Linked DNA regions of Homo sapiens: region 1 is linked to region 2. The links are chromatin contacts, found by Hi-C or POLR2A ChIA-PET in ENCODE. All regions are on one chromosome and are shown on one strand. The core of a region is the stretch at or near the end of the contact, and the rest is flanking DNA. Distances in the headings are between cores, read along the strand shown.

Region 1 (7,040 bases), core at 1,513-4,012, 280 kb before region 2:
AAGTATACTCCCAGCATGTAGGTTTACTCTCCCAATTTTCAGAGTATGCTGTGAAGAAAATGTTCACCTACATTAATGACATTTTGTTTCAAAATGGACCATTTATCCAACACATTATTGAATGCTTACTATACGACAATGTTTGTACTAAGAACTAAGGCCACAGAGTGTAATGAAACATAATTTCTCTCTACAAGGTGAGGGCATATAAATGACGTTATAAATACCATGTAAGTGGTATGAATAAGATGTTATGGGCTCCCCAAGGAGCATGTGTCTATAATTGGGGGAATTATGGAAGGACTCAGTTAGACGGTGGTATTTGAATTTGAAGGATGAACAGGACTTTTGTCAGACAGAAATGTCAGGAAAAGGACATGCCATACAGAAAAGCATGTATCAAAACAATGAATTGGATTTTGGTAATGGTAAGAATTTTGGTTTTTATGTGTGTGTGTGTGTGTGTGTGTGTGTGTGTGTGTCCCTACTTGAGAGCGTTATGGCATAATGATGGACATTATATGTCAAGGTTTGTTCAAGGAAATCTCAGCTACTCTACGTATTGCAAGTTTGAAATGTTTAATGCAGGGAATTAGAAGTTTATTCTCATTGGAAGGCTTTCGGGGAGATAAAGACTATCTCAGTGCAGAATACTTATTGAGGTGATTTTCAAGTGTTCATTCAGAATGTGCTTCAAATCTCATGACCACCCATGTGTCTGCTCACAATATCTGGGGAATAATGCCCTCCCAATCTTTGGAATTTGGATTTGGAGGCATTTGCTTTCCATGTCTTGTGTGATGCTTCTCAATAGTGACTCTAAACAAAAACCACATGGGGAATAGTACTGCCAGCATTTTCTTTGTTGCCATCTGCTTTCTGGCAGTGGAAAATAGACCTTATGGGTGCTAAAGTGGTACAGAATGATAGCAGACAATAAAGCTCGGTGAAAGGCAGGTAAGGTTGGCTGGAGTGCCATTGTACCGCCTTTCATGACATCATATGTGTTCGCACTTCCTCTTGGAATCATTGGAGATATTATTGAATGTCTTAACTCAGGGAATGAAATAATTAATTGAGTTTCGGAAAGATTAATCTATACTTTTATTATTAGAAAAATAACTATATATTTAAAGAAAAAATAATAAGGAATGAAGGAGGGCAACGTGTTAGTGTTGTTTTTGTGTTCTTATAAAGATACCTGAGACTGGGTAATTTACTAAGAAAAGAGATTTAATTGACTCATGTTTCTATGGGCTGTACAAGAAGAATGGTGCCAGTCTCTACTTCTGCTGAGGGCTTCAGGGAGTTTACAGTCATGGTGGAAGGCAAAGAGGGAGTGGGCCTCTCACATGGTGTGAGTGGAGGGAGGTGCCACACTCTTTTAAACAACCAGCAGTTGCATGAACTACCAGAGCGAGAACTCACTTGTTACCATGGGGATGGCACCAAGCCATTCATGAGGCACCTGCCTCCATGACCCAAACACCTCCCATGAGGCCCCACCTCAAACAATGGGGATTACATTTTAACATGAGATTTGGAGGGGACGAACATCCAAACTATATCCAGCAACATATGACACTCTGACATTCAAATTATATGAAGTTTGGATTAAGGGAAATAAAAATGGAAGGTAGAGAAATCAGTTGCTTCCTGAGCTTTGTCGTTTCCCTAACAGCCAAATTTTGGTTCTAAGAACATTAAATGAGCACCTAAACACTAACATTGTGCTTCCAGAAAAGAATCACCCTGTTCGTCTCCACTTTCACTCTTCGCGATCCTTATTCAACTGATCAGAAACAAAATTCTGTCTAGAAAGGTCACCTATGGATTTCTGTAGCAAACACTTTTAACCAACTACTAAAGATTTGCTCCTCTTGCATAATATAGAGGATGCTATGAAGTGGCTGCCCAGACATGGACTATCATTTCCAACCCCTTTGGATCTAGGTGGGACCATGTCACTGAATTCTGTTCAATGGAATGTGAGTGAAAATATAACAATTCCAAAACTGTCACATAAAATCTTCCACCCCTTCCAAACTCTCTTCCCATCCACTGGCTGGATAAAACTTTCTTGAATGACCTGGCAAGCGACATAATAGAGGGGAGATTCTTCATGAACTTGGGTCTCAGAACCACCTTTACCCTCTACACCACACTGCCGCCACCACCACCTCCAACTGGACCTTACGTGAGCAAAAATGAAACCAACACCACCACCACCAACAACAAAACACTCATATTTTATTAAGCCACTGAGATTTTGGAGCTTTTCTATAATCACAGCTGGTAATATTTTCTCTGTGTTTCTCTGTGGCAATACGTACCACATCTTTAGCACATGATATGGCTATTTAAATGAGAATGCTTTTGGAGTACTTGAAAATATAGATAAGGAATTCAGAAGGCTCTGAAAACAGAATTTTGGAGTTGTTAGCACATAGGTAGTAGTTGAAACCATGGGTGTGGGTAGGATGATTCAAGAAGAATGGGCAGAATGAGAAAAGAAGGCCAAAGAAGAAATCTTGGGGAGTCAAACAGTAAGGTTGCAAGCAGAGAATGAAGCAGTAGCAAAAAGTGTAGCCAGAAGAATAAACTATATTCTGTCCTAGGATTCATGAGGACTCAAGGGAAGGAAGAGTGTGTCAAAGGCTGAGGATAAATGTTTCACTGGAGTACAGAGAACAAAAGAAAAATAGATAGCTGTGCACTGAGGAGTGAAAAAGGGAAGTGAAAGTAGAAACAGAAACTGCAGCTGATTCTAGAAGTACAGCAGTAAGGGAAGGAAATACATGCCTTCAAATTCAGCAAAATAAGCAGATTCATTTTAAGGATGAGGACAAGTTAGACAGGTTTGTAAGCTAAAAGAGAACAGCCACGACAGAGGATACAGTGAAGATTCAAAAAACGGTGGTGAATATTGAAAAGGCGTTGGAGGACACATAATAGAATGCAAAGTCCACAAGGAGAGGGGCTTTGTGTCTTGTTTCACACTGTGTCCCCAGGCTTAGAATATTCTGGCATCAGAAGGCACTCAGTAAACATAGAGAGGAAGAAAGGAAGAAGATGAAATCAGGAGTACAGATTAAAGTGTTATCTTTGGAAGACAGGCAAGACATCCTTTGGGACAGAAGGGAAGGAGAGAAAGCTGGGGAACATGCAGATAATACAAGAGGTGCGGTTTGTGACTGATGGCTGCTATTTTCTCTGTGAGGTAGGAGGCTTGGCCATCTGTTAAAATGAGTGGGTGAGTCCAGCTAAGTAATTTAAGAAGAATGGTAAAGGTTTGTACCAGCTACTAGCATGAATAATATGGTTATTTACTTGAAATAAAAATATTAGATGATACTAACAATGCATGCATTATGAAAATTGATGCATTCATTTGAGGTTACTTACTGATTTACAGAAAATAAGCCACTGGGTGCATTCAATCATTTATAAGGTTAGGGGTTAAGTTTAAGACATAAATGTAAATTTGTCTGCGTATTATCCAGAGTAAAGTCAATATCCTCTTTGGTACATTGCACAATCTCAGACACTGTGTTACTCTTTTGCTGTGAGCTTTTAAGGTCTACCTTAATATATTCATAACTGTAACATTGTGTAATTATGAACTTCATCATTTGGATAAAATTATGAACAAAAGCAATTGTCCAGAATTCTCTGATTTAGTTGCCATATCTTAAATAATGCCTTTTGTGAAGAAAATATGTGATTAAATTATATGTAAATACTTTAATTTTATAGACTAGAGGTGGCTCTGAATATGTAGATTTCATAATGTTAAATATCACAAAGACTTCTGTGACCATAAAAAAGCTGCTTAATTAAGCACTTTAATATACTGTCAAGGCATGTATATTAAGCAAAAGCAAAAGCTTAATTACTCTTTTACAGACTGAATCCAGACAACTTTGGACATTCCTTCATTTGAAGAATTTTTACTGAACAATTACAGACCATTGATTGATACAGTGAAGATCAGAATGGCATAGTTTTCCTGTCTTCATGGAGATGAATGAATGAACTGTATTTTTTATTAGCCTAAGCATGAATTCTTCCCAAATTTCCTCCATGAACCATAGGATCCTACCTCTTAACCATTTTATGAAAATTCTATGGTGAATTGAGGTCCTCAAGTTGTCTGACAATATCTGATTTTGCCACGGTCATGTGGGAAAAGTAGGCATGTGAGCAAGTCATAGTTTTACTTGTTTGGAAGATTCTTCTAATTATGTCAAGATGAAAGGTTTTATACTGTGTAGAAGGCAGTGTGAGAGAAGTGGACAGTAGAACTCCTATTTGGTGGGCCAGTGGCTATATTTTAAAATATGAAGGATACATATTTGACTGTTTAAGTACAATGATCTGCCATGGATCTATACTTTTGGGCTGCTGTCTTTTAGGCTAAAGCAATTAAAGGCAATGTAATGAACATGGTTATCTGTGGATGCCCCTTTGATTGCCATTGTATTATGCTTTACACTGTGATGGCTCTCTCTTTGAGGAGAGACGCTGTTCCTCCAGGGAGATAAAATATAAAATATGAATCTTACCCTTAAGCATACACTTCTCCCCACTCTCAATATACAGTGGCTCTGGAATTCATGCTTCACTTGGGAGTTGAAAGTTTGCGTTTATAATTTTATATTCTTATTACAGGCCAGGCTATTGAGATTAGAAAGTCTTTATTTTTCAGTTGGAGTGTGATGAGCCATATTCCCTATTGTAAACAGCCATATTAACCAAGATAATTTAATTTGGAATGATTGCTTTTTGCCTTTGAGCTGTAGATCAAAAGGTTCCATTATATGTACAAATAAAGTAAAAAAAAATTTTTTCTGTGAATGTTACAAAATTTTTTTATTGTGGTAAAAAACACGTAAGATCTTTCCTCTTAAATTTTGGGTGTATGGTACAGCATTGTTAACTATAAGCATAATGTTGTAGAGCAGATCTGTGAAAATTTTGTCTCTTGTATGATTAAAACTTTATGCTCACGGAACAGCAATTTTCCCATTTGTCCCTCTTCCTAGCATCTAGAAACCATAATTTTACTCTATATTTCCATGAGTTTGACTATTTTAGATACTTCACATAGTGGAATCAAGTACTATTTGTCTTTCTTGTACTGGCGTATTTCACTTGGCATAATGTCCTCAAGGTATATCTATGTAACAGAATTTTCTTCTTTTTATGGCTGAATAATATTCTATTGTATAAATATATAGTACATTTTCTTTATCCATACATATTGCTGATAAACTTTTAGGTTGTTTCTAATTCTTTTCTTTTTTTGAGACGGAATCTCGCTCTGTCACCCAGGCTGGAGTTCAGTGGCGTGATCTCGGCTCACTGCAAGCTCGCCGTCCTGGGTTCACGCCATTCTCCTGCCTCTGCCTCCGGAGTAGCTGGGATTACAGGCACCTGCCTGCCACCGCGCTCGGCTAATTTTTTTATTTATTTATTTTTAGTAGAGATGGTGTTTCACCATGTTAGCCAGGATGGTCTCAATCTCCTGACCTCGTGATCTGCCCGCCTCGGCCTCCCAAAATGCTGGGATTACAGGCATGAGCCACCGCTCCCGACCAGTTGTTTCTAATTCTTATCTATTGTGAATAATGCTGCAATGAACACGGAAGGGCAAATATCTTCCATGTCCTGATTTCAGCTCTTTTGGATAAATGCCCAGAAGTGGGATTGCTGGATCAAATGGTAGTTTTTATTTTTAATTTTTCTATCAATCTCTATGCTGTTTTTTTTATAGTGGCAACATCATTTTATATTCTTACCAGTAGTGCACACGGTTCAAATTTTTCCACATCCTTGCCAACACTTTATTTTTTTAATTTTTAATTTTTTATAATGACCATCATAATGAGTGTGAGATGATACCTCAGTGTGGTTTTGATTTGCATTTCTCTAATGATTAGTGAAGAATGTCTTTTCATATGCCTGTCGGTCATTTGTATCTCTTCTTTGAAGATAGTTATTTTTATTTTTATTTTCTGCTATTGAGTTTCTTGTATATTTTTATATTAACCCCCTGTCAGATATATGGTTTACAAATATTTTCTCTCATTCTGTAGGTTGCTTTTGTACTCGGTTGATTATTTCCTTCACTATGCAGAAGATTTTTAGTTTCTGGCTTTTTCATTTGATGTAAATCCATTTGTCTATTTTTGCTTTTGTTACTTGTGCTTTTGGTGTCATATCCAAGAATTAATTGCCAAGACAAATGTTATGAAAATTTTACCCTATGTTGCCTTCTTGGAGTTTTATAAATTCATGTCTTATGTTTAAGTCTTTAATCTATTTTGAGTTGATTTTTGTGCATGATATAAAATAAGGATCCAATTTTATTCTTTTTGAATGTGAATATCTAGTTTTTCCAGCACCAATTTTTTGATACTATCCTTTTCCCATTGTGTACTCTTGGCATCCTGTCAAAGATCATTTGACTGTATATGTGTGGGTTTATTTCTGGACTCTCAGTATTGTTCCATTAGCCTATATGTCTATCTTTATTCCAGTACCATGGTCTTTTGATGACTATAGCTTTGTAATATGTTCTAAAGTTAAAAAGTTTGAGGCCTCCAGTTTTGCTCTTTTTGTCAAGATTGTTTAGGCTACTTTGGGGTCATTTGTACTTCTGTACAATTTTTAGAATTGTTTTGTCAATTTCTGCAAAAAATGTCACTATGACTTTAATAGGAATTGCATTAAATGTGTAGACTTTGGGTGGTATGGACATTTGAACAATGTCTTCTAATCCATGAACGTGGGAAGTCTTTCCATTTATTTGTGTCTTCTTTTCTTTTTTTAACTTTTTTGAGATTATGTTGTGCTCTTCATTGCCAAAAATAAACACTTTTAAAAACACAACTTCTGTTAATCAATAAATATCTCTTTCTTTCTGTGTTTTTTCCAGGCTGCTAATTAACTGCTTTGTGTATGTTCCTCCCTGGAGACAGTGTTAAGAGGTCAGGGCCAGAGCCTTCATTTGGGAGAAATGAAATACTTCTGTGTAT
Region 2 (6,914 bases), core at 1,659-4,158:
CCAGAGTAATGTTACTTAAGGGTTTTAATATTGGACTTTAGAGAAAATATCTCCTCCCAGACACCCCTCACTTTTTGTAATATAAGTGCATCCCATAGCAATAATCTCAACCTCCTCAAACTCATCTGTCCCCTGAACCCCAGTGATGTTTATCTGACTCACTTGATACCCTCAGGAAACTTCAATTCAACATAACCAAACCATCGATTTTCTCTACAAATTTGTTTCTGCTTTTTTATTGCCAACTCCTCTTTACTGCTACTATCACCCAGCCAGTCATCAAAGCAGAAAATCACTTCTTGCTTCATCTCACATATATCCTCCTCATACAAATTCAATAAGTAATCAAGCCCTATGGATCCTACCTCTACAAATGCTTTCATATTCATGGCCTTCTATCCATTTCCATGGTTGTTGTCTTGCTTTGGATCCTCATGATCTCATGCACGGAAAATGGCAGTAGCTTTCCAACTGACCCCCTACCTTCTCATCCATCCTCCACACAGCCTCCAGATAAATCTTTCTAATCCATGAATCAAATCAGGTACTTTTCTGCTTGAAAGTTTTGGAGGGCTTCTCATTGTCTTTAGTATAATATCCAAACTTCCTTCCAGGCTGCATAAGGTCTTCCCCAATTGCTTTTTACCTACCTTATGAATTGTAACTACCCCCTCACCACCACCACCATACACACACACCTCTCAATCTACACTCCAGCCATAACAATATACTTGCAATTTTCTTCCCTTTGTGACTTTCCATATGCTATTTATTTTCCTGGAGTGTCTCCTGCTATTTTCCACATTAGGAAGTCTCCCTCTTTCCTCCATCCTAAAGGTCACTTACTCTGTGAAGCCTTCCATGATTCCCTTTGGTGCTCTCTTCTTTGTGTTTCCATAGCAACTTGTAAATTGTGGTTCATAGCACTTGTCATATTATGCTTTATATATTTGTATGACAATTGCCCTTCCGTAAGACTGTGACCTCCTTGTGACAGAGATTATTTTGTTTAGCCTTTTTAATCTCTGGTGCCTAACATAATACCTGGCACACAGTGGGCACTTAGGAAATATTTGCTAGAGGGCATTGAATATGATGATTATTCCTATATAACAGATTCCATCTTCCTATTTAAATTGATCCATTCAATTTATATAGGTACTGTAGGTAAGTACCTTCCAAAGTGACCTATTTTTTTTTTAACCAATAAAACGTAATACCTTAGGAAAAAACAGGAAACACAAAGTGTTATTTCAAATGCTGGAGGACAACATTACACTGCTAACGTCCGGCATATTTTTCCAGACCCCTGAGATTTAACCGCATATGCAGTGCCCAGGTGAGGCTAAAGCACATGTCTACCTCTATTCTTCCCCCTTCACAGCATGAAATGGTGTTTCATTTCAGTTTTCCAAGGTGCTGCCTCCATCATGACCCCACTCTTGCTACAGCTACCACTCCAAATCGATTATTCTGGGGCCTCCTTAAACACAGCAGTCACTAACCATGATTTTAAAACTTTAATCACCTGCTGCCTCAGGGAGATCAAGACAGGATAGCTTCTTTATGGAGATGCCAGGAAATTGTAAGTTGGGGAGCAACTAACAAACTACTTGACTTTAAAACGGTGGCAATCGCCCATGACGCATACTCAGCCACAACTTCAATCACTTAAAAATGAAGGTCTGGTACCCAGTCAAGGATTTAGGGAAATGCTTTTGAGGGGAAGTGCTGCAGAGCCCTTGAGGAGATTGAAGCACAGGAAGAGAGATTGGATTCCTAAAAAGAGGAGACACCATGAGGCTCAAGTGGTCAGGAGGAAGGCCTCATCACGGAGTTCCGCACTAAAAAGGACACAAGAATAGCGGACGTATACTCCACATTAAGGGAGGGCTGCTGTCCTCACCTTACCCACAGCTCCTTACGGATCCTCTGCAGCTCTCGCCTCAGCTCCCTCAACGTGGGGCAGGGAACATCAACAGAAGGAAGACAGGTTTTTCTCTTGGCCATGGAAAGCTGAATAAAGAGCAGCGGAAAGATAAGAAACGGCTCATCCAAGGTTGGGAGGTAGCTGAGGAACTTGGACCTTCTGCTGCTTTTGGCTGAGTGAGAGACATGAGTCCAAGCCTTTTAAGATGGCTAAAGGATTAACATTATAATAATTACAAGATCATGATACTGGCTTTGTGTTTCTAGGTTGAACCCTGACGACATTTCCCAGTCTCATATGTTTATTTATTCACTCAGCAATATTTAAAGTTGGAACATGTATGCTGTCCAAGACTATGCCAACAAAGGTCTTTTTAACTATATAACCGCATGAGAATCATAGCATAGCTTCTCTCATTGGAACCCACTGAGTCTTTCATATATACACAGATCAGAATATACCGTTATTCTGATCCCAGAGATTCCGTATCTTTGTAAATTCAAGTATGTTGTGACAATATGCATGGTTAGAGGAATTTTATTCCAGATAAATAAATAAAATCCTCATAGTAATTTTTTGATGAATACAAAAATCAGATCATTTAAATTCTGAGTTCCCCTTGTAATGTACAGATGAATATATCTACATTCTGAAGTATTTCATTATAATCTTTTCTCTTTTAATCAATTAAATTGCCAAGGGAGTTAGTTCAGAAATAAAATAACTTTTAAAATTTCAAAATGATAGGCAGCTAAAGATTATCAGGATTTCAGAAAACGTACAATTTACTGAGGTTACAGTCAAGTGCCCTGCAACTTCCTGAATGAGGCCAAATTGATGACATTTCATGTTGAGAAACTTCCGTTACAAGCAGAAGTTCTGAGAAAAATAATAGGAAGAAATTTTAGATACTCCATCACCTCACACACGCACGCACTTCCATCCTCCCCACAACCATCAAAAAACTTGAATAATTTGCATACAGACTTCAAGTACTCTTTCATAAAGTGGGAAGTCACGCTACAATCACGTAAAGGTTGAGAGCAAAACGAATAGGGACTAAATGTAGGTAAAAGAACAGCAGCTTCTAAACTTGACCAGGTTTTTTGGCTATGGAAATGAGATAAAAGCAACCCTCTTTTTATGTTACCTCCTATTTAACTGCCGAATTTCTCTGATCACACCCAATGTTCACCTAAACATAGAGACTGGAGGAGATCATGGAGTTGAAGCATCTGGTTTGAGAATTGTGTGACTGGGCAGGTCATTTATCCTCTAAGCTTAGTCTTTTTTTTTTAATCTACAAAATGTTGTCAATTAAATGAGATAATGTGTGTAAAGCACACAGCACGACGCATGTAGTATGTGCATAAAAACAACTACTGCTATTATATCCACTACTTCATTTTTATTCATTGATGTCTGGACATTCAGTGGAAGCAGTGCACATGCTGCCACAATGCAGGCATGGACTTGCAGGCATTTGAAATTCTTAAGACACAAATTGTCTCAGAGCTATGACAACTGTGTTTGTCAGAAGCAATGAGAGAGAGTCAGCTGGCTTAAGAGGACTTCTCAGATGAATGACCATTTCTTCATGAAAGAATATCTTTGTTTACTCCTAACCAGCTTACGGAGAGGCTGTGCTATATTTAGCTTTCATTCCTCACACCTAGCTCATGATAGGAGTACTCTTTTTTTTTTTTTTTTTTTTTTTTTTTGAGATGGAGTCTCACTCTGTCACCCAAACTGGAGTGCAGTGGCAGGATCTTGGCTCACTGCAACCTCTGCCTCCTGGGCTCAAGTGATTCTCCCACCTCAGGCTCCCAAGTAGCTGGGATTACAGGTGGGCAGCACCATGCTTGGCTAACTTTTTGTATTTTAGTAGAGACTGGGTTTCACCATGTTGCCCAGGGTGGTTTTGAACTCCTGAGCTCAGGGAATCTGCCCGCCTTGGCCTCCCAAAGTGCTGGGATTACAGGCATGAGCCACTGTGCCCAGCCGGAGTACTCATTTTTGAAGAATGAAGGATTTATAAATAAATGCCTAATGAATAAGTGAAAAAATAAAAGTTTTGGGGTTATTACTGCTATTAGTGCACCTTGGACCCTGGTCTCTGATAAATTATGGAGTCACAACTCATTGTGCTATAGGCAACAGAGAAGCCCTCAGGAAGGCCGCCTAAATGTAGATATTTACCTATTTATAAAGCTTAAGAGCATTTAGGCAAATAATCTGCCATGGGAAATCGAAGTGCAGAAAGAGGCTGAGAAGCTACCAGGAACATATATGACCTTTTCATAACTCTTCCTTCCCTATCTTCGTCATGCAAACTTCTCACATTTGAATTACCAACAGTTAGAGTATCAGAAGGTCTGTGTGACATAAATTATAAGTTAAGAAACCATGAGGGAAGAAAGTAAAAAAATGACATTAGTATATTCAGTGGTTTCTTTTGACCTTCTGGGGTCCCTGATGGGCCTGAGTGCAAAGCAGCATTTCCTCATAGGGCAGGAGTAGAATCCTGATGTGTAAGGCTAACAGGATCATTTCCTTTCTGAGTTCTTGGGCACTAGGCCAAGTGAATGGGCAGGAATCATTCCAGTTGCCGAGTAAAATGGGGTGAAAAGCACTTCTGGCACACTTTGTCCATATAAATTATACTTGTTTGCAATTCATCAACTCCTTCTCTCCTTTATATCCATATGTAATGTAAATGATCATCTTTCTCTGAAGCTCCATAATGATGCAAAGCTCAAAAATGTGATAGAATCAGCTAAAAGAGAGCAGATGGAAGTTTATCCCCCAATATGCATATTCATAAAAAAAAATAGAGAACTCAACAAAAGGAGATACATAAGTACTTTTACCCGGGGGCTGCATGGACTTCTGTATGACAGTAAGTTGGTTTTCTGCAACTATTCATTTCGGAAACCTTTACTCATTCGTTTCTGCAGCAGTCATTGAAAATGCTCTGGGAAAAAAAAAAAACTGTCTCTGTAGGAAACAAATATATTTCCCTTTGGATTTTTATTGCACCTTAGAATCCGTGATTCAGGAAGTAATGGTTAAATATTTTACTAGAAAAATATAATTAGAAGGCAAACAATGTAAAAAAGTGAGGTCTTAAGTGTTCCTTTAGCAATACAAACTACAGACGTTTAAAAGCACACTGTTACACTGAAATAGTGATATAGGGAGAATAATGAACTGTCTGGATCACATTTGTATGTTTTAAAAAAATATCTGATTACTCAGGGGCTAAGGTGGTTCATGCTGGTGTACTGAAGATACAGCAATGCTGCTAGAAATTTAGTTTAGACAAAGAAAAGAAAAGATAGGAAATGGTAAATATATATATATACAGCCGGGCATGGTGGCTCATTCCTGTAATCCCAGCACTTTGGGAGGCCAAGGCCGGCAGATCACCTGAGCTCAGGAGTTCGAGACCAGCCTGGCCAACATGGTGAAACTGTATAAAATCACTGGAAGGGTGGCTGTGAGTTTTGGTAGCGTACAATGAAAGAAGTAGCATTCATACCAAAATGAGATGTTTCTGACTCTCCTCTCCAATCTACTCTCCACTTGTGAAGCCTGGATATTCACTCAGATATATTCACCTGTATAAGCTACTACATTCCAGTTCTGTGCCCTGAGGTTCCTGTTGGGCTCAGTGAGCAGAAAGTCCCCTCATTCCCTGAGGAGTGAGGTCAGGGTATTTGTTTTCCCTGTGAGATCACCTTGTGCTGGTGCTTCCCTTAATCAAAGGTTGCTAGTCCTTTCAAGGTGACCTTTTACATGATTCTCCTTCCTTGAGATTCTAGTAATTGCTCTTCCTCCTGATCTCTTAGGGTCTAGATTGAGTAACAGCTCTGTAGCTCTTAGCTCCCACTACCAGTGCAGCCCTTATTGGTTCCCCTGCCCTCTACTCTGCCCACACCTTTGTAATTAGTCCCTTTATAAATAAGCCTTCCTGGGATTTCCTAATTTGATTGTGTTTCCTGCTGGTAGCTGGGCAAGTACAGTGATCCACCAATGCTCATGACCTCATGACTTCTTTTTTTTTTTGAGACGGAGTCTTACTCTGTTGCCCAGCCTCCCTGGTTCAAGAGATTCTCCTGCCTCAGCCTCTTGAGTAGCTGGGATTACAGGTGTGCACCACCAAGCCTGGCCAATTTTTGTATTTTTTTTTAAGTAGAGACATGGTTTCACCATGTTGGTCAGGCTGGTCTTGAACTCCTGACCTTGTGATCCCCCTGCCTCGGCCTCCCAAAGTGCTGGGATTACAGGCGTGAGCCACCGCGCCCGGCCATGGCTTCAAATTACTTAGGCCATGTTCTTGAAAGCAGTGAGCTCTATGGCTCCGGTATAACTACACTTACATGGTCTCAGGTCATTTTTTTCTATTTCACTACCAGCCACCAGCCTTGCTGGCAATCAGTTTGCTTCAGGAAAAGAAAGAAAAGAAAAGAAGAGGAGAGGAGAGGAGAGGAGAAAGAAAAGAAAAAAGGGTAAAGAATTTCCACTAACTCCATCAAAATTCATGTCTTGTACCCTTTCAATTCTTAATCCACCTGTTTCATGGGGCCCAGACATATACTTCTCCTTTTTCCAAGAAGCTAAGAAATTCTGGAATTGGAGTGACTGGCAGCATATAAATGGAGGTTTTCATGCTGCAGTTCAGGCCAACCTAACTGCAATTAACACTTCTTTTCTCCTTTACTAATAACAAAATCCAGTGTCCACTTTACTATGAAACACAGGGTCAATTCTATTGGGAAAATGTACCACCCAACAATATTAATATGCATCCAGCAACCATATGATAAAGCAGAATGAAGGAAGTGCATATTTTAGGCTGCTTGCTACCTAATTAGAAATATCTGACATTAATAGCATTTTGGAGGGTGTGTATAAATATGATAACACATAGATACTGAAATTACATTAGCAGTTTTTCACATCTAAAATTCTTTGATTCTAA

Evidence for each region. Hi-C counts contacts between places; a loop is a spot of excess contacts on that map. ChIA-PET counts read pairs that join two places held with the same protein, here RNA polymerase II (POLR2A). Pooled maps may share reads with other maps.
Region 1: a loop to region 2 is called in a map with no recorded cell type, with 3 times the contacts of the local background. The contact joins two enhancer-like sites. A Hi-C loop is called at or near these places in 2 of 37 single-sample maps with no recorded cell type and 5 of 50 pooled maps. POLR2A ChIA-PET finds 5 or more read pairs at or near these places in 2 of 52 experiments (OCI-LY7 and activated naive CD4-positive, alpha-beta T cell).

What each region holds. Positions count from the first base shown.
Region 1 is chr21:14,759,018-14,766,057 of GRCh38, reverse strand. It overlaps the pseudogene POLR2CP1. Among named protein-coding and RNA genes, the nearest start is that of ASMER1, 160 kb to the left of the region's middle. RefSeq lists enhancers at 2,269-2,328, 2,459-2,518, 2,569-2,698, 2,859-2,978. Within about 2 kb of position 2,762, at least 7 of the 41 ENCODE cell types and tissues checked have a DNase peak (open chromatin) inside an H3K27ac peak, as active enhancers do.
Region 2 is chr21:14,478,310-14,485,223 of GRCh38, reverse strand. All of the region lies in intron 1 of LOC124905053 (a long non-coding RNA gene), which reads right to left. Among named protein-coding and RNA genes, the nearest start is that of SAMSN1, 65 kb to the left of the region's middle. Within about 2 kb of position 2,908, at least 4 of the 41 ENCODE cell types and tissues checked have a DNase peak (open chromatin) inside an H3K27ac peak, as active enhancers do.